Linked DNA regions of Homo sapiens: region 2 is linked to region 1. A link is a loop called in an ENCODE intact Hi-C map of the cell type or tissue named here. Cell type or tissue: MCF 10A. All regions are shown on one strand. Each heading gives the region's core, and the rest is flanking DNA. Links, peaks and the distances in the headings are about the cores only.

Evidence for each region. Peaks named below come from ENCODE experiments on the same cell type or tissue, not always from the same donor. Only the 100,000 strongest peaks of a DNase experiment are listed, where the experiment ranks them.
Region 2: it touches region 1 in a loop (8-fold over the local background); 7 of 110 quality-filtered maps call a loop at or near these places.

The regions. Positions count from the first base shown.
Region 1 is chr5:150,997,709-151,008,100 of GRCh38, reverse strand. No RefSeq gene overlaps it. Among named protein-coding and RNA genes, the nearest start is that of GPX3, 18 kb to the left of the region's middle. In MCF 10A, for the core only: a CTCF peak has its summit at 5,686 (motif pointing left); a DNase peak (open chromatin) is centred at 5,680.
Region 2 is chr5:151,311,203-151,321,594 of GRCh38, reverse strand. SLC36A2 (solute carrier family 36 member 2) reads left to right here. Exons shown (of 10, transcript NM_181776.3): 10 at 4,507-6,623. The coding sequence ends at 4,778. It also overlaps the pseudogene ATP6V1G1P5. Among named protein-coding and RNA genes, the nearest start is that of SLC36A3, 13 kb to the right of the region's middle. In MCF 10A, for the core only: a CTCF peak has its summit at 5,410 (motif pointing right); a DNase peak (open chromatin) is centred at 5,394.

The DNA of each region.
Region 1 (10,392 bases), core at 1,456-9,455:
ATACAAGATCCTTATTTATTGAGGCTCAAGCCTCAAACTAGGCTCTGGGAAACATGAAAAGAGTGTTGCATGAGAACCCTGGTTTTGGCATCAGAGAGACCGGGATTCAAAGCCCAGCTCTGCCCCTTTGTAATTGTTGCAGCTTGGGCAAGGCGTGTTTCCTCATTTGCCAAGGGGATTTTGTATGGAGTAAGTAATGCATGTGAAAGCGTCTGGTGCAGTGCTTGGGATATAGTCCCTCCTCATTACATGGTTATAATTATTAAAGATGCCGGTGGTGACATCAGTGCTTTAGTTATGGGGTAAGTGCCTGAACTAAGAATCCTGGAGGTCATGGAGCCTGGGAATCTGACCTCTAGCATCCCACCAGCCCTCTGGCAGCCCATCCCACTGTCCTCTTAAAGTGCCTCCCTTCCCTGCAATGCACCACCTGCAATTCTATAACTCGTCAAAAGCTCTGTGGTCCCAGATAAGTCCGAATCTCTCTGGTCCACCCTGTTCTTACTGTAGCATGACAAGTTAGACCAGATGACCTCTAAGGGGTCCATCTGGCTTTAAAAGTCTTTGACAAGTTTCCTATGGTCTCCTTGGGAGAAGTACTTTGTGTTCAAGGTTCTGTCTTCTTCTTATCCAAAAAGGAGGAATGTGGGTTTTCAGGACTTTAGAATACCCTCAGAGAAGGTCCAGCTCTCCTCTCATGCACACATACCCCTGTTCTACCTCTCCATTTGCATATAATAGCTGAGATTAATTTAGTACCAACTATGGGCTAGGCGCTATTCTAAGCACTTTTAAAAGTGCTTTTATAAATTAGGTATACTATAAATTGCATTTTATAGTTGAGGAAACTGAGGCACAGAGGAGTTATGTACTCCAAGCTAGCAAGTGGTGGAGATGGTCTGGTTCCAGGACCTGCACTTCTACCCAACTTCTGCTCTTCACTTCCTTCCCACACTTCACTGAAGCTCAGAGAGTGAAGGGGACTTGCCCAAAGTCACACAGCAATTTACACAATGATCTCTGATCATTAAGCCATTGGAAGAGCCAGATTAAGGGCAAATAGAAGCCAAAGGTTAAAATGTCTTGGCCTCTCCCATTCTACATCCTCCCTCCACCCCCTGTTCCCATGGGCTATTTACTAAAAGCAGAGAGGCCTAGGGTGCGGTCTCATGGGGAAGTGCCAAGGCCAGGCGGGCCCTGCGGTGGTCAGCCCTCCTCTGAATGAAGCCTGGCTTCTTCGTCTACCCTCCCAGGCAGCAGCAGCACAATCAGTGGGGTGGAAGTGCCCAGGGTGGAAATGGGAGCAGGGCTGGAGCAGGAAAATAGAAAGAAAACAGGGCAGTGGCCAGGATTAGGGCAAAAGGATAGGGTGGAGGGGGAAAGACATGACCAATATGTTTTAAATGTCCACTGTGCGTGCCTAACACAGTGCTAAGCACTTTCCCTTACATCCTGAGATGAAGGTCCCATTATTACCCCATTTACGCAGGAGGAAACTGAGGCTCAGAAGGTTGAGTTATCCTGTGTGTCTACTGTGAAACGTGTCCTCTTTCCACTGAAGAAAGGGAAGGAATGACAGCAGAGTAGGAGAGGAAGGAGGAAAGAGGAAGAGAGCCAGATTCGGGAGAAAGGAGAAGAAAGTGAGTATGGGGCCTTGGCGCTCTGCCCCAGCAAGGGCAATGGGCCCAGAGTCATCCTCATCTCCCAGAAGGCTCACTGGGGAAATGTTTATGAGAAACCTCAACATTCAGAAGGGGCATGACCTTCCAGCTGGCTGTCCCGTGACTGCTGCTGGCTATAAACAGCCTGCTTATTAACCCCAGGAACCTGGCTCCTCTGCCACTTAAGGGATCGCCTGGAATGGGTGGGTTTGGAGAGCAGGAGGGTGCCTCGCCAAGAATTTGCAGACCAGGAGGAGTGGCTGCTAGGAACTAGATGATTTGTAGAGAGCTGGGCCAAAGGGGGCCCCCTCTGCTCCCACCCCTTGCAGAGTTGCTCAAGACGACATAGTGAGTTAATGTGCCCTAAAAGCCCTTAACCCAGACTTGACCACTTTAAGGGAATTACAAAGCTTGACTCATCTCATTATTTTCCCTAATGACCCATGTCATTAAAGCACTGTGGTGACATCAAATGAATTAATGGTCATAAAGGCATTTGGTAAACTGAACACCCCTGCATACCTGAGACCTTGTTTCTAGTCCAGTCCCCACCCCTATTGATCACTTAGGACAAACTCACATAGTGAGACAAACACAGAGTCACCCACCACAAGCTTACTGCCACTTACCTCCTTAGGTCGCTCAGCCACACTAAGTCCCAGCTGTGAAAGAAAGACCTTGGAGGTTATAATAGTACTGACCTACTGGGGTTGCTGAAAGGATTAACCGAGATACTTCCTATGAAGTTAGCACAGTGCCTGCACCTTTGTGTGCTCAGTCAGTGTTAGCCACATCCATGCTGTGGGTCCCATGAGAAATTCTATAAACTCCACCACCGCCACCACCACAGTAATGCTCTTAAAAATGACCTCAAATTGGAAGTTTTTTGAATGGAGAACAAGAGAGGAGGCAGGTATTTGCTGGAGCTGGACTGGGAAGAAGTAGATTTCATACACAGCTTGAAGGACTGGAAAGAGAACACTGAGAATATCACTGTGGAATTTCTGGGAAAGGAAGGGAATGTCTAAATACAAGAAATTGATGAAATGCTTTTGGATGTTTACAACTCAAAAAAGAACAGAAAGTCTCCATCTCATTCAAGGGCAGTGGTGGGACATGGCGACTTTTCAAGGACACAGGAGCTAGTGGCTGTAAGTGAAAGGTGTTGACAACCAGCTGAGCTCACAGGACTCATCCTGCTGGCTGCTGTCTCTGCAGCGTTGCTGAGTGCAGTGGATCCTTTTTCCACCTTGCATTCCAGAAACTTCTCCCAGTGTTCCCAGTAACAGTGTCCTACCTAGAGTCTAGGAATGTATTCCTGTCTATTCCATTGCTTCCTCTTCCCATTGAATCTTTCTTTTTAAAAATATTTTGAGAATTTTTATTCACATAAGTAACAGATGATTACATTTTTCTTATAAAATTAAAACCTGACAACTATGCTAAAACCCCATTTAACCCCTTCTGCTCTTCATGTTTGTCCCAACTCCTCCCCTTTATCACAATTAGCATGGATTTAGCTTTCCAGAATTTTCTCTATGCCTACACATACATCATTTAAAATATATATGTGACAGGATTGTTTGGCTTTTCTTCTTTTTTCATAAGTAATGTTTTATACATTATTATTGCACTACATGTTGTTTTTCTCATCCACTGTATGTTCTGAAGATCTGTCCATGTCAATACCTTTGATCTACTTAATTGGTAACTATTGCACAATGTGGATGTTTAATGGTTTATTTGCCTGCTCCTCCCTGACCCAGGCTTTCACCAAGACAGACAATGCTGCTGTGAACTTTCATACGCTCTCTTGTGCACGTGTGATTTTGTTTCTCTGGGATAGAAACCTGGCTGTGGAATTGCAGGTTATCAGGGTCTAACATGCCTTGCTGAATCTTAAGTGTAGGTTTTTCCCTGGCCAGCTCCCTTGGTCATTTCTTCTTCTTTTTATTTATTTTTTATTTTTTTGAGACAGAGTCTCGTTCTGTCACCCAGGTTGGAATGCAATGGCGCAATCTTGGCTCACTGTCTCTTGGGTTCAAGTGATTCTCCTGCCTCAGCCTCCTGAGTAGGTGGGATTACAGACACCTGCCACTACACCCAGCTAATTTTTGTATTTTTAGTAGAGACGGGGTTTCACCACGTTGATCAGGCTGGTCTTGAACTCCTGACCTCAGGTGATCCACCGCCTCGGCCTCCTAAAGTGCTGGGATTACAGGTGTGAGCCACTGCACCCAGCCTTCTTCTTTTTTTAAATTTTATTTTATTCTATATAGAGAGGGTCTTACTATGTTGACCAGGCTGGTCTTGAACTCCTGGCCTCAAGCAGCCCTCCCATCTTGGCCTCCCAAAGTGCTAGGATTACAGGCGTGAGACACCACACCCGGCCCTGGGTTTCTTCTGATTCTCAGGTACTATGTCTAAATCACCAGCTTCCTGTTTCTAACTCTCCTCTAAACATCTCCACTCAAAGGTCCCTGTGGTCCTTCCAGCTCATAAAAGAAAAGTGAACTCGCCTCTCCCTTCTGTCCAGCCCCTCTCCTGGTGTACACACTCACATTCTCCTGGTTGCCCAAACATGAAAATCTTAATCACAATTCTTTCCTCTTTCCCCAGCATCTAATAAGATCTTGTGGATTTTATCTCTGTAATGTCTTCTGGTTCTCATTCCTTCGCTAGTTATCTTTGGCCAGGACTATTTTAACAAGCCCCTAACTAGTCTCCTTGTTCTCTTAGGCAATGCACCAAATTAATCCTCATAAAGCACACATGATGTCATTATCTTCAGTTGGTTTCACCTGAATACAAAATACAGCGGGATCTCCTTGCCTTGCTACTCACAGTCTTCACCACTCTGACTCAGTTTTCTTTCTCTAGTTTTGATCTCTTCAGATTCCTCCTTTTTCACACCCCAGGCACGCTGATCCCCTTGCCATTCCCAGACGTGCCTGTATTTCTTGCCTCTAAGGCTTCGTTTCTGTGTTTCCTCTCTTAGAAGTCTCTCTCCCAGCCCTGCCTGTTGAAAGTCTACCAACCCTTGTAGGGCCTCCTGAATTCACATTAAGGACGCGCGTTCCAGTGTTGTGCCACGGTAGCTGGTTTCTTAACCTCTCTGACCATCAGTTTTCTTCTCTGTAAAAAAGGGTAGGATACCTTCCAGGTCTATGGGGATTTGTTTGTTGGTTTGTTTGTTGGTTGGTTGGTTTGTTTTTAAGAGACAGGGCCCTGCTATGTTGCCCAGGCTGGTTGCAAACTCCTGGGCTTAAGCAATCCTCTTGTTTTGGCCTCCCAAAGTGCTGGGATTACAGGCATAAACCACGGTGCCTGGCCTGTGGGGAAGTTTTAATGAGATTATGCAGGTAAAGCACTTAGCACAGTGCCATGCACAGAGTAAAGGCTAAATACACCTTACCTCTTATTGTCAGCATACCCCTTCCATAAAACTGTGCCCAGCCTCACTATCGAAGTGAATTTCCTACCTTCCTGGGCTCTCCTGTCTGTTACAGTGGGCACTTGGTTATTTAGGTGTGTCTGTCCTCACACCTGATAATGACCCCCTGAGGGGCAGGGATTGTCTTCTTTATTTCTGCATGCCTCATAGTGTCCCCAGCACAGCACCTGGACTTGAACTGAATGTAGGCAGAATGTTGTACTGCTGTCAATTTATTTGGAAATACAGAAGAGCGCCTGATAATGAAATCATCAGCTTTGCCTCCAAAAAATGAGGCTAATACTAATGCTACTACCTGCTCACAAGGTTGGGGTAAGCTTATGTATGTGAGATAACTTTCTAAATCGTTTTTTTTTTTTTTTTTTTTTTTTGAGAGAGAGGGTTTTGCTCTGTCACCCAGGCTGGAGTGCAGTAGTGTGATTATAGCTTTGTGTAACCTCAAACTCCTAGGCTTGAGCTGTCCTCCTGCCTCACCCTCCCAAAGCGCTGGGATTACAGGCATGAGCCACTGCACCCAGCCTCTTTTTCTTTATCCTAAATCTTAGCCTGTCTTCCCATGGTTGCCTGCTTCCCCCTTGTGGTTAAAATTCCAATCATGTATTAAAATCAGTCAATAGAAATAATCTAGCTGATAGAGGTTTATCTCAGCATTGTTTATATTACTGAAAAATCAAATACAAACCAGGCCCCCACATAGGAGTTTGGCTAGATTATGGTACAGCTACACAGGGGAATATTATTGAGCCATTTGAATATAATGAAATAGATGTCTATGATGTACTGCTAAGCAAAAATATATAAACGTATATACTACACTCCATTTTTCTAAATATCTATACAAATGTGAAAGGATAATACACTAAATGTTAATAGTGTTCAAGGGAAATTCAGTTGATATGAGTTTTTAACAATGAGCATGTATTGCTATTAAAGAAATTTAACTCCTTTAGTTTTGAGAGAACCTATCAATCAAACAAGAAACCCATTAGTTAACCGTTATGCCAGGCCCATCTGAATTGACAGGCAGCATCGACCATCATTTATCTGCTCCTTGTGCCTGCTCTCTGCAGAGGGTCTTGTATGGGGAGAAGGTGGAGTATACAGAGGATAAAGGATCCCGGGCTGGAGTTCTAGGAGCATCTGAGAAGTGGGATGATGGGGGCTATGTATCCACTGCTCTTGGCCAGGCTGATTTTCATCCTGAATTTGACCCTTTGTCCTAGCCCCAATCAGACTCGCAGCCTAAACAAAACCCTAGAACCATCACAGGCCTAACTGGAGACCTGAAGGGTAAAAACCGGCCTCTGCCATCCATGGCTCACAGTTGAGACTAGGAGAAGGACAAGAGTGTGACGAGCACAGATGTGGTAGCTGTTGAAGACTAGGGGCACTGTTGGAGCTCATAGAAAGCATGTCTTGGGTCAGGGGGTAAGGAATGTTCTTGGAGGAGTTGACAAGTAAGTTGGATATACATTCGTTCAGTGTCTACTCAGCCTTTCTCAAAGATTTAGCAACCAAGGGTCACTTTGTGGACATCCAGTGCATATACAGACTATACATTTTAAGTTTCTAATTAATCATAACTTAAAATTTAAATTATAAAAAGGTACTTACATATCAGCGAAGGAGGTGATATTGTTTTCAAGCTTGAATCAGGATGTGTATATCTGGCTTAATGAAGGACAAATTACTTCCACTTCTAGTTGTTTTCTTTTCATTTTTTTCCCCACTATTTTAGAAAGGCTAAGCTCAAAACTGTAGGTCATCAGACACTGTGGAGAACAGTATGATGGTTCCTCAAAAAATCAGAATGACCATATGATCCAGCAATCCCACTTCTAGGTATATACCCAAAATAATGAAAAGCAATGATCCAGGCATGGTGGCTCACGCCTGTAATCCTAGCACCTTAGGAGGCCGAGGTGGGCAAATTGCCTGAGCTCAGGAGTTTGAGACCAGCCTAGGCAACATGACGAATCCCATCTCTATTAAAAATACAAAAAATTAGCCAGGCATGGTGGCACACGCCTGTAATCCCAGCTACTGGGGAGGCTGAGGCACGAGAATCACTTGAACCCAGGAGGCAGAGGTTGCCGTGAGCCGAGAATCACACCACTTTACTCCAGTCTGGGCAACAGAGAGAGACTCTGTGTCCAAAAAAAAAAAAAAAAGGCAAGGACTCAGATATTTGTACACTCATGTTCACAGCAACATTATTCCTAATAGCCAAGATGTGGGAACAACATGTTTATCAATGGATGAATGAACAAAATATGGTATATACATACAATGGAGTATCATTCAGCCTCAAAAAGGAATTAAATTTGGATACATGCTACAACATGAATAAACCTTGAAAACATTATGCTAATGAAATAAGCCAGTCACAAAAGGACAAATACTGCATGATTCCTCTTATATGAGGTACTGAGAATAGTCAAATTTATAGAGACAGAAAGTAGGATAGTTACCAGGGGTTGAGGGAGGGAGTAGTGGAGAGTTACTGGAGTGTAGGAAAATAAATCTGTATTAATCAGGGTTCTCCAGAGAAACAGAATTAATAGGATATATAAAAAAATTTCCTATAATGAATTGGTTCATGTGATTTGGAAGCTGAGAAGTCCCGGGAGAGCAATCTGAGTCTGAAGAACTAGGAGAGTCAATGATATCAATTCCAGTCATAGTCTGAGTCCGAGGGTAGGAGAAGACAAATGTTCCAGCTAGAAGAGTGTCAGGCAGAGAGAAGGATGAGGGCCACCCACACTGGGGAGGGCAGTCTGCCTTACTTAGTCCACTGATTCAAATTCAAATATTAGTCTCGTCCAGAAAATCCTCACAGATGCACCTAGAAATCGTGTTTAACCAAATATTTGGGCATGCTGTGACCCAGTCAAGTTGACGCATAAAACACAAAAGGCTTCTCAGTTTCTGTCTTAAAGCTAGCCAAATGCTGATGCCAAGGTCTACAATGCATGCAAAAACACAAGGAAAAGCAAACGCTAGAGTTAGTGGCACAACACATTCATGTTTTCAGTCTTCATCCCTTGGAGCCTGACCTGTTGGAGTTGGCTCCTTGCCTGGATTGAGGCTGCAGCTTGTACTAGCTGTGCTTCTGGGCAGTGGTTATACCCTGGAGCATTGCATCCAGGCTTCGAAGCTGAGGCAGTGTCCTGGTCCTGGGGTTTAGACTGAATCCATTGCCTGTCCCTCTTCTGAGTCTTCAGAATCCTCCAGAGTGGAAGAAGGACTGCAGTGGGTAACATCAAGCACATTTCTTGCTTGTGTCTTGCCTCCTTGCTGTGCCTTGTTCTGTAAGCAGACCCTGTGGGAGTAGGGAGCACAGGGGAACAGGTGAGCAGATGGCCAGCTGACCATTTGGTGTCAAATTCTCCCTCTTCATACACCACAACCTGACACAGCTTTTCTGCCTAGAATATCTGTTAACAACCTCCTCCAGTCCAAGAGGCTTTGAACCTTAGGGGTGGCAAAGTGTCCTCACCATACCCTAGCCCTGAGACCCTATGACTTTAAAGCTTATTAACTGCCTCCATTCCTACATCATCAGCAGAGGCTCAGGGCCCAGCTATTTCTGTGGACAGGTATTCACAATCCTAAAATTCTGACTGATATTGTTATCTTCAGGCTCGGACTTCATTCTTTTCTACCTATTTGAAGCACATACAGACCCTATTGGGACATCAGTATAAGCAATAAAAATCTCTCATTTTCAGACAGTTATCCTGAACCTCCCTCAATGTGTCGATCTCTTCTACTAATCCCCCCAAAGGCACCCAAGCCCCTGGGTGTTGGATCTAAAAATCACCACCACAGGATGTCTCTCTTCCTTGTTCCCAAGACTTCCAAGTGCATCCCCATATCCGAGGACTTCACTACCAATTTTTTCACCCACTACATTATCCCACAGGAGTCCAGGGCCCTATCTGGATTCTAGAAGAGGCTATTTCCTTGTTGATCTAGGAAGGTTTTTTGCTTTCTCTTCAATCCAGTGCTCCACTTCTCTCTCCTTCTCATTCGAGCCTAATACTCATCAACAGATACTGTTTGGTCTGGAAGATTATCTGGTCTTACACGCAAATCTGGAAGGAAGGAATACTGGCATTTGAGGCCTCAGCTCTCTCTCCATCCCTCCACAGCTAGCCTAATGGCAGAGTCCCTTGGATACCAGTGAGGCAGGAGAATAGGAAACCTAAGGCCATTTCACGCTGACTTCGTAGAACTACATTGAAAGGAAAACCCTAACTTTCCATGCCTAAGTAACAAAAGGACCAGAGGCTACTCTCTTTGCAAACTCCCACCTTTTCTGCATGGCAGATGGTTAATTGAAAGTACCTCTGGGCCAGGCGCAGTGGCTCACGCCTGTAATCCCAGCACTTTGGGAGGCTGAGGAGGGTGGATCACGAGGTCAAGAGATCGAGACCATCCTGGCCAACATGGTGAAACCCTGTCTCTACTAAAAATACAAAAAAATAGCCGGGCGTGGTGGCGGGCACCTGTACTCCCAGCTACTCGGGAGGCTGAGGCAGGAGAATGGCGTGAACCCGGGACGTGGAGCTTGCAGTGAGCCGAGATCGGGCCACTGCACGCCAGCCTGGGTGACAGAGAAAGACTCCGTCTCAAAAAGAAAAAAAAAGAAAAAGAAAAAGAAAATACCTCTGATTGGTTGCTTTTGGCAACCAGGCGTTTGCCTAAGAGTGTAACTTTGTAACTTCACTTCAGCCTCTGATTGGTTTCCGTCTGCAAACAATCAGACTGATTGGGGGCCACCACTTTATTTACATGGCGTGAACACCAAGTGGCCAATGGGAAACCTCCAGCGGGTATTTGGACCCAAGAAGATCCTGTATCCCGGCCCTTGAGTGGCTGCTTGGGCCTGCTCCCACTGTGGAGTGTACTCAATAAATCTCTGCTTTTGTTACTTCATTCTTTCCTTGCTTTGTTTGTGCATTTTGTCCAATTCTTTGTTCAAAATGCCAAGCACCTGGACACCCTCCACTGGTAACATATTTTGGTGAGCCAGCCAGGAGAAGGTAAGCCCAAAGTTTGGGATTTATTTTTCTCCTTTCCCTTTTTACATACAGGGAAATCTCTCTCTCTCTTTTCCTTTCCCACTCGGGACCCTTGGTGAGCAGCGTGTAAACATGGAGGTAAACTGCAGGTTTCTGGCCATGGCTGGTGAATACTAAGGGGTTTTCATGTGAAGAAGCCTAACCGCCACCACCTGGTTTGCCTAAGGGACCTGGGTCTTTTTCTTTTTTT
Region 2 (10,392 bases), core at 719-8,718, 310 kb before region 1:
AGTATTCACTCATCTAAACAACCCCATTCTTACATGTACCTAATTAGACAGATTTGTTGGTGTTCAGCCTAAGGGATTGACACAGCTTATCAAACAATAACTGTAAGAACTTGCTGCGCACTCTGGCACATGCCTGTGATCCCAGCACTTTGAGAGGTCAAGGCAGGCGGATTGCTTGAGTTCAGGAGTTTTGAGACCAGCCTGGACAACATGGTGAAACCCCATCTCTATTAAAAAAAAAAAAAAAAAGAAAGAAAAGAAAATAGCCAGGCATGGGTGCCCCATGTTTGTAGTCCCAGCTACTTGGGAGGCTAGGGTGGGAAGATTGCTTGAGCCCAGGAGGCTGAGGCTGCAGTGAGCTGAGATTGAACCATTGCACTCCAGCCTGGGCAACAGAGTCAGACCCTGTCTCAAATATATTAATAAATAAATAAATAAATAAATAAATAAATCATAAGAACTGACATGTATTGAACACTTACTGTGTGCCAGGCACTGTGTTCAGCTCTTTCTAGTCTAGATTTCATAATATTTTATTCAGTCCTCACAACAATTATCATGAGGTAGAACTATGATAAACCCTACTTTATGAAAGAGAAAACTGAGGCAGTGAGTGATTAATAATTGGCCAGAAAGTGTCAGAGGTAGGATTTGAATTCAAGTCATGTAAGTCTAGAGCCAGTGCCCTTCACCTCCAGGGCAGACATTGAAAATGGGACTCTAATTTGGCAACAGGTGTTGTTTGAACCTCACAATGTTGTATAAAGTGGGCCAACATTTAAAATGTGGGCAATCTCCATACAAATGCAGATTTTTAAAATTTTTTGGTGGGGCTACTATAAAATGATTGGGCAAGGCTGGGATCACATTCCCCATCGGCAACAATCAGCTGGGGCTCCTTGACCCCTGGACGGTCCTGTGCTTGCCTATTGGCTGAGGTCATTCCCACTCCCTGGCTCACAGCAGCCCCCATGACCCGGAGTACCCCTTTCTGCAAGTATTCCACCAGAGGCCGAAGGAGATGGCTAGAGATTCCTGTGTAGAGTAGAGGTGGCCCAGCTGTCCCTAAGATGCCTTTTGATTGTAATTGCAAAAGTGTCTTCTTTTTAAGGCCAAATTGTATTCCACTGTACGTAGAAACCACATTTTCTTTATCCATTCATCTGTCCATGGAAATTTAGGAAATTCTTTTTTTTTTGCATAACAAAGTGTTACTTTTAGATAATTATCAGTACACCGAGTAATAACATGTAACGAGTTTTTGAATTCTACCATCTAGTAATTTTGATTCAGAGAAACTAAAAGCAGCCCAAACAGTTATGCTAGTATTCATTATTCTAACCATTAGCAGGAATGGACTAATTTAAGGGTGGCTGCTGCTTCACACAGATTACAAATAACCATTTACTACTTTTTCATGGTTAGAATCCTGACATTCAAGAAAGCACTACAGGGAAAAAAAAAATATTAATCTCTTTCTTCTTCAAAGAACTTTTTTTTACTAGAAAAAAGAAAGAAAAAGTCAACATTGATACACTGATACATATGTTACTTCAGCTAATAGGCATGGGAAAACATGACATATACCCATTAAATTTCTACGAAATACGATGTAAAAAGAAAATCTATAGATAAGTTCTAAGTCTGTACAAAGAAGCTAGATTTTATATTCTCTGAGATGTGAAGGGACCTGCTATATAATATACAGAAATCATTTAATGCCTTTTCATAAGAATATATCTCAAGCTGCATATTCCTCGAGGGCATCTAAAATGCCAATCTGTGGTACAGGCGCTTCTTTCTCCCACTCTTCTTCATTTATGCAGCAGTTTTCATGGATTTCTGTCCAGGTGTCACAGACAAAAGCCAAGAGACTAGCCAAGCCTTCACCCCCATTCTGCTGGAAGTAGTTCTGGAGGCTGGTCCTCTTCTTCTGACCCTCCTGTGCCACTTCAGTGCCAAGGCTGCTGTGAGATTCCAGGGCTGCAGCTTCCTTGGTCTTGAACTCTTTCTCCCTCTGCAGGCAGTGCTGTTCAGTTTCAGTTCAGCAGTTGAAGCCTCAGCTGCTTCCTTGGCCTGCTTCAGCCTCTATGTTTTTGCTCACACTTGGACACCTTCTCAGTGGCTGCATCTTGGCCTGCAGCAGCTGCTGGATCCCCTGAGACTGGCTGAAGTGGCTGTTGATTTTCACTTTTCTAGGCCAGCCCACAGCATTCATTCGACACTGATTTTCTTTTTTTGAAGTGATTAGTTCTCAATTTGACCTTGAATGCAGGAACTATCCAGTATCTTACATATTCCAGACAGATCAAGGAATTTGCCCCACAGTATAAAGATAACAATCCCTTAAGCCTACACTACACTTCTTCATGCATTGTCAATTAGCATGTATGAGTAAATAACTTGGAGTAATAGCAAAGATAACTTTTCTGAATGCTTTACATGAAAAATCTCATTGAAGACTTTTATGTCCTATGCAGAATGAATCACAATACCTAAAAGGATAGTAGCCTTCATCTCCATTTTGCAGCTGAGGAAACAAGCTGAGGAAGGGGTGGGACTTGGGCAAGGCCATACAAGAATGAACCAGACTCCTGCCTTCCAGACCTGTTCTGTTCTACCACACTCCTCCAAAGGAGGCCTGCTCAAGGCTCCTGGGATTTATTGGTGACCAGGAACATTTTTCATCAAATATAATAAAAAATGTAAAAGCCCAGGTCTGTAAAACGTCCTGCTAAAAAAATATAATTTCAAAATTTTTAGCTTTTCGTGTTTCTTTGTTAGGGGTTTTCTGACATGTGTATAAAACCTGGAGAAGACACTTCTTTAAAGACACCTCCCGGATTTTCTTCCAACTGAAGATCTCTTTGTATTATAAATAATTTCATATTCTAATTGTTTGCAAGTAAAAGGTTCTTATACTCATGTTAATTATTTATTAAAATTCTAGGCATTTTAAAAAATAATTTATTTATTTATATTATTTATATTTATTATATTTTTATATATATAAAATATTTATTATATATAAAAATATATTTTATAAATAAATATTTATAAATAATTATTATATTTTTATTTATTATTTATTTTTATTATAGATAAAATATATAAAATATATTTTATTTATATATAAAATAAATAATAAATTTGTATTATTTATTTATATTATTTATATTATTTTTTATTTATTAAAATGCTAGGCATTTTAGAAGACTTCTAAAAAATTTGTACATTGATACAAATTTTGATAGTACAAACATTGACAGTTTGTACATTGATATATTCCAAACAGCTTGAATGGTTCCCAGCACTGTTATTTAGTGTTATTTATTAAGTAAGAGCTTAAGTTTTGTTGGATATGTAAGGATCCAAAATGCACCTCGGTAGCATAAAGATTATTTTAAGCTAAAAATGCCTGAACAAAAAGAAGCTGCAGAAAGAAACTTTGTCTAATCTTCTTTTGCTGATGTAAGCGGGACCTCCTGACAAATATAGCTGCCATAAATCCCTTCTCTGGGAAGTTTAGAGCCAGAAAAGAGACTTAGCATTATCATGGGAATTACTAACTGTTTAACAAATTTTATCTGAAACTGTCATATCTTCCATTTGTTCTTCCATAAAAGCCCTTTCTCCTCCCTCCTTTTCCCCTTATTAAGGGGGTATCTTTGGCTGTTCTGGAAGCCAATTCTTCTCAAGGCTCTGGAGCTTATATATACACTTTGTCTTTTCTCTTGTTAATCTTACCTATTGTCAGTTGAATTCACAAGCACCCAACCACTGACCCTAAGTTGGTAGGGGAAAAGTTTTTGAATGAATACATTTCCTCCCAACAATATGAATGAACAATATGAATGAATACAATTAGACAGAGACTCACCAAATTTTGTTATTGTTGTTTTGAGATGGGGTCTCACTATGTTACCCAGGGTGTCCTTGAACTCCTGGATCCTCCTGCCTCAGCCTCCCGAATAGCTGGGGCTACAGAAATGTGCCACTATGCCTGGCTGAATTTTTAATATGTAACTTCTAGGGAATATGATTAGGGATATTGGAGGACTTTTAACTTTTCTTTCTGTAATTGAATTTCTGAGAAACAATTAGTTCATTTTTTAAGAAGAGGATTTTTTTTTTTTTTTTAATGAGATAGGACCTCACTTTGTCACCCAGGCTGGAGTGCAGTGGCGTGATCTTGGCTCACTGCAACCTCCACCTCCCAGGTTCAAGTGATTCTCCTGCCTCAGCCTCCTGAGTAGCTGAGATTATAGGCACCCACTACCACACCCGGCTGATTTTTGTATTTTTAGTAGAGATGGGATTTCACTATGTTGGACAGGCTGGTCTTGAACTCCCAACCTTCAGTGATCCACCCATCTAGGCCTCCCAAAGTGCTGGGATTACAAGTGTGAGCCACTGTGCCTGGCCAAGAAGAGGACTTTAAGAACAAACTTTCAAAGCTTGGCTAAGCCTGGAATGCTCCATCTCTCCACTATCCTCTCCCTGCAGGCCTCCTGGCCATCCTCATCCCCCGCCTGGACCTGGTCATCTCCCTGGTGGGCTCCGTGAGTGGCACCGCCCTGGCCCTCATCATCCCACCGCTCCTGGAGGTCACCACGTTCTACTCAGAGGGCATGAGCCCCCTCACCATCTTCAAGGACGCCCTGATCAGCATCCTGGGCTTCGTGGGCTTTGTGGTGGGGACCTACCAGGCCCTGGACGAGCTGCTCAAGTCAGAAGACTCTCACCCCTTTTCCAACTCCACCACTTTTGTTCGGTGAGCCTGGCACTGCTCCTTGCCTACCAGCACCCGACTTTTAATTATATGGATCTCTTTTTTTTTTTTTTTTTTTTTTTGAGACGGAGTTTCTGTCTTGTTGCCCAGACTGGAGTACAATGATGCGATCTCAGCTCACCACAACTTCGGCCTCCTGGGTTCAAGCGATTCTCCTGCCTCAGCCTCCCGAGTAGTTGGGATTAGAGGCATAGTCCAGCACGCCTGGCTAATTTTGTATTTTTAGTAGAGACGGGGTTTCTCCATGTTGGTCAGGCTGGTCTTGAACTCCCGACCTCAGGTGATCCACCCACCCCGGCCTCCCAAAATGCTGGGATCACAGGCGTGAGCCACCTCGCCTGGCCAGATCTCTTTTATATGCATTATCTTTATGTCACTGCTTTGCCTTTTCTCTGGGCCAAGTCATGGTGAAACAAGAAAGCTACAAGCTCTAAATGGTAATTTTTTACATTTTTGTTTTGTTTATTACTTCTTCTTTTCATACCTCTGGCATTCCACTACATTGTGAGCTTTCCCTTGGAAGGCTCTGGACTCTATCCAAGCTTATGATAATTCACACAATGAATTTCATACCTAGCGTGGAGCTATGCAAGAAGCAGCCACCAGAGGGCCCCAAGTGGCAGCAACTGGCCAAAGGAGATGCAGCCAGCTAAGACTGTCCACACTTTGGCAGACAACCGGTTTTCCCTTTTCTGGGTCTGTTCAAAAAGCAAACATTAAGGGTGGGCACATAATCCACAAGCCAGAAAGTTGTGCACGGCTCCAGTGTTGAGATGGGTAGGGCCAAGATGACCAGTGTGAAAACTCTCAGATAGAAAGGAGCCATGCATATTAAATGAGGGGCAACAAACATTTCAAACGATTAGATAACATTTTCTCCCAACTCAAAGATCCCAACAATGAATAGGAGGCATGGAAGTAGATGTGCCAATGGGGAGGGATGAGGAGTGAACATGAATATTATTTGAATAGACTTTACCTCTTAATTCTTGCAACATGCATTCTTGATTACCTACTGTGTGCCAAACAAGATTTTGTAGAATATTGCAAAAATGACCATAAATTCCTCGTGATAATGTGACTTTGCACCTGCTCCTATGAAAAGATGAAGTCTGTATCTGTATCCCTTAAATTTTTTTGCTTGTTTGTCGGTTTTGTTTTGTGTTTTGTTTTTTTGAGATGAAGTCTCGCTCTGTTGCCCAGGCTGGAGTGCAATGGCACAATCTCGGCTCACTGCAACCTCCACCTCCTGGGTTCAAGCGATTCTTCTGCCTCAGCCTCCCAAGTAGCTAGGATTACAAGTGCCTGCCACTATGCCTGGCTAATTTTTGTTTTTCGTAGAGATGGGGTTTTACCATGTTGGCCAGGCTGGTCTCAAACTCCTGACCTCAGGTGATCCACTTGCCTCGGCCTCCCAAAGTGCTGAGATTACAAGTGTGAGCCACCACGCCCAGCCTCTCCCCTTTAAATTTGATCTTGGCCTTGTAACTTGCTTTGGCCAATGGGACATTAGTAAATGTGATGCAGTCAGAGGTTTGGTAATAACCTATGCATCAGGACTTACATCACTTGCTGCTCTATGGAGTTGAGACCACCAAGTAAAGCATCCTGGGCTAGCCTACCGGAGGATCAGAGACCATGTGGAACATAAATGAATCATCCCAGTTGAGCCCTGTCCGCAGATCAACCAGCCTACCAACTTCCAGACACGAGTAAAGCCATCCTAGACTATATCCAACCCCAGTCAGGCTGACACAGACCATAAGAATTGTACAGATAATCCACAGAACTGTGATAAATAATAAAGATGTTTGTAATTTTAATACATAAAGAGTGGGAAGTTTTATGCAGCAAAAGATAACTGATAAATCATTCTAAAGAGGATACACTGATTAATGAGAAAAGAATCCCTGCTCTCAAGCAGCCAGTCTGCTGTCCATTGGGGAAGAGTTAACAGGTAATCAACTAAGTAAATACCATCTAATGTCCATCTAAGGGCAAAGGACACTACCTGCTCTAGAGCACCAAAGAAGACTTTCCACAGGTGGTATCATTTGAGCTGGGCTTTGAGTAGAACCTGAATCTTCTACGACTGAGCCTGAACCTTCTTCCATTCTGTCCTGCTGCCTGGACATTACAGCACCTATGCTTGTGTCTGATCTTGGCTGGCAGCCAGAGGCAAGCCAACCTGAGACATCACCTCCATCCTTCTGGTGGTGACTGCTCTCTCCCCTCCCCTCAGAATTACTAAAATTGAGAAAACGCACCTAGATAAATAAATAGATGTTGAAGATCTATAGTCCCAAAAGGTGGGGAGAGGAGAGTTTCTCATCAAACTCTCCGTGGTTTACGGGAATGAGCTATGCCTGTTTCAGCCTCGGTGTTAAGAGAACATTTGAAAAAGCCCTGTCCTGCTTATTTTCATCCTTCGTCTTCCCTGTGCCCCCCAATTCCCACGTCCCGGTCTGCTCTTTCTGTATGTTACTTTCTATCTGCTGGACTTCCAGAAGATACTTCACCAGCACAAGTCCACTCAGATGGAGGAAAGGCTGGTGGTCCACACCCAGATCCCATAGCCTACAGAGTCCCTGTTGGGCAACAGGACACTCATAGCTCGTGCAGGGGTCCACAGTCCACTTTGCCAGAGAATGGGTTGTCATTTCCACCCTGAGCTCTCTGTTTCATCAGCAAACCCAAAGGACTTCCAATGATCCATCCTGAGTGTTGGCAATGTGATCATCCTCTCTGGAAACATTTCTCTCCCACCCTGCTCCACTATCAATCACCGCACCCATCCTTGAAGTTTAAAGTTATCTTCTCTGTTATTAAGAAAAGTTTACACTCATTCTCTAAAGATAAGCCCCTACTGTGTAAGAGGATAGGGTTAATTTTATTACTCAGACAAATCTGGCTGAAGTTAAACCTTGGAAAGAAAAACTAAATTTAGCAACATTGATATAACCAACAAAACTAAGCTAGGGAGACTCATTAGTAATCATTGGCAACACTAAAGACTACTACATGTTAGCTTTATGTCTGAGTGGTGGTGATATTAAAATTTCTTAAGTGGTTTGGAACTGATTTTTTTAGTACACACATATGCATACACACGACTTTCTTCCCCCCATTTAACTTACTATTTATTTAACTTCTGGAACTTGCTAGTGAGTCAAGGAACATAGAAAACCCTTCCTCCTTTCCTTCATTGAGTGCTTACTAAGGATTTTACATGAGATCATCTCATTTAATCCTTACAATGACCTGTGATGTTTACACTGTCATTGTCTCCATTTTCAGATAAGGAAACAGACTCAGAGACATTAAATAACTTGTTAAAGATCAAACACGTAGTGAAGGATGGATCCAGGATGCAAACATTTGTGCATCAAAGCTCCTCACTGCATTGTAGGGCCCAAGGGAGGCCACTGAATGGTGGTTATCAAAATGTAAAATAGGGAGGAGGTAGAGCAAGATGGTAGAAAGCTCCACTGATCTGTCCTGTCCCCCAACCCCTGCTGCAAGGACACCAATTTAACAATTATGTACACCTTCATAAGAACCAAAAAACGTGGGCACTCACAGTACCTGGTTTTAACTTCGTATGGCTGAAAGAGGCACTAAAGAGGTAAAAGAAAAAACAGTCTTGAATCAACTGCGCAGCGCCACCCCTCCCCCACCCCCAGCAGGGGCCCATGGTGCCCAGAGTATCTCTGGGCTCTGGGGAAGGGAGAACCCAGTAATTGTGATGCATTGACTAGGTGCTGCCCTTGTTATAGCAGAAAGGAAAACCAGACCAAACTCAGCTGACACCCGCCCACAGAGGGAGCATTTAAACCAGCCCTAGCCAGAGGGGAATCACTGATCCCAGAGATCAGAACTCTAGTTCCCACAGGCCTCACCACCATGGGCTAAAGTGCTCTGGGGCTTTAAATAAACTTGAAAGGCAGTCTAGGCCACAAGGACTACAACTCCTAGGAGACTCCTAGTACTGAATTGGACCCAGAGACAGTGGACTGGGGGAGCAGGAGACATACTGAGACACCAGTTGGGGTGACTAAGGGAGTGCTTGGCATCACCCCTTTCCTAACCCCAAGAAGCACAGCTTGTGGCTCCAGAATAGACCCCTTCCTTTTGCTTGAGGTGAGGAGAAGGAATAGTGGGGAGGACTTTATCTTACATCTTAGATACCAACTCAGCCACAGAAGAATAGGGCATGGGTCAGAGTCATGATGCTGCCTTTCCAGACCTTAGCTTCTGGGCATTTCTAGACATACCCTGGGCCAGAAGGGAACCCACTGTCTTGAAGGAAAGGACCCAGTCCTGGCAGCATTCATCACCTGCTCACTGAAGAGCCCTTGGGCCCTGAATAAACACCAGTGATACCCAGATACTACATCAAGGGCCTTGGGTGAGACTCTGAGACCTGCTGACTTTAGTTACCAGCTCAGCCACAGGGGTAGAGCACCAAGTAGGCTCTTGGGGTCCCCAATTCCAGGACTTGGCTCTTGGATGGCATTTCTGGACCTGTCCTGGGCCAGAGGGTAGCCCACTGCCTTGAAGGGTGAGTCCCAGGCCAGGCAGCATGCACCAAAAGCTGACTGAAGAGCCCTCAGGACTTAAGGGAACATTGGCAGTAGTCTAGCATTACTCCCTGTGGGCCTGAGGTGGCAGTGGCCATAGGGTGAGGCTGCCCTACCTTTGGAAAGGGGAGGGAAGAGTGAAAAGGACTGTGTCTTGTGGTTCGAGTGCCAGCTCAGCCACAGTACAATACGGCACCAGGTAGACTTCTTAGGTTTTTGATTCTAGTCCCTGGCTGTCAAGACAGATGGCACCTCTGGACCTGCATACAGCCTGGGGGAACTCTCCACATTAAAGGGAAAAATACAGACCCGAATGGCTTGCCACTTACTGATTATAGAGCCCCAGAGCCTTGAGCAAACACACGCAGTAGCCAAGGAGTGGTTACAGGAGGCCTCTAGCAAGACCCAGTGCTATGCTGGCTTCAGGTCTGACCCAGTGCAGTCATAGTGATGGTGGTCACAAGGGTGCTTGTATCACTCCACCCCCAGCTTCATGTGGCTCAGAACAAAGAGAGAGACTCTGTTTGGGAGAAAGTAAGGGAAGAGAACAAGAGTCTCTATCTGGTAATCCAGAGAATTCTCCCAGATCTTGTCCAAGATGATTAAGGTGGTACCTCTGTCAGTCTGCAACAACCACAGTGTTGCTGGGCTTGGGTTGTGCCCTGAAGCAGATACAACTTAGATCACAACACCCAAGCCCTTTCAAATATCTGGAAAACCTCCCCAAGAATGATGGATACAAACAAGTCCAGACAGTGAAGACTGCAAAAAATACTTAACTCTTCAATGCCCAGAAACTGAAGAGCATTTACTAGCATCAACACCATCCGTGAAAACACGACCTCACCAAATGAACTAAATAAGGCACCAGGGACCAATCCTGGAGATACAGAGATATGTGAACTTTCAGTCAGAGGATTGAAAATAGTTGTTTTGAGGAAATTCATAGAAATTCAAGATAACATAGAGAAGGAATTCATCAGATAAATTTAACAGATATTGAAATCATGAAAAAGAATC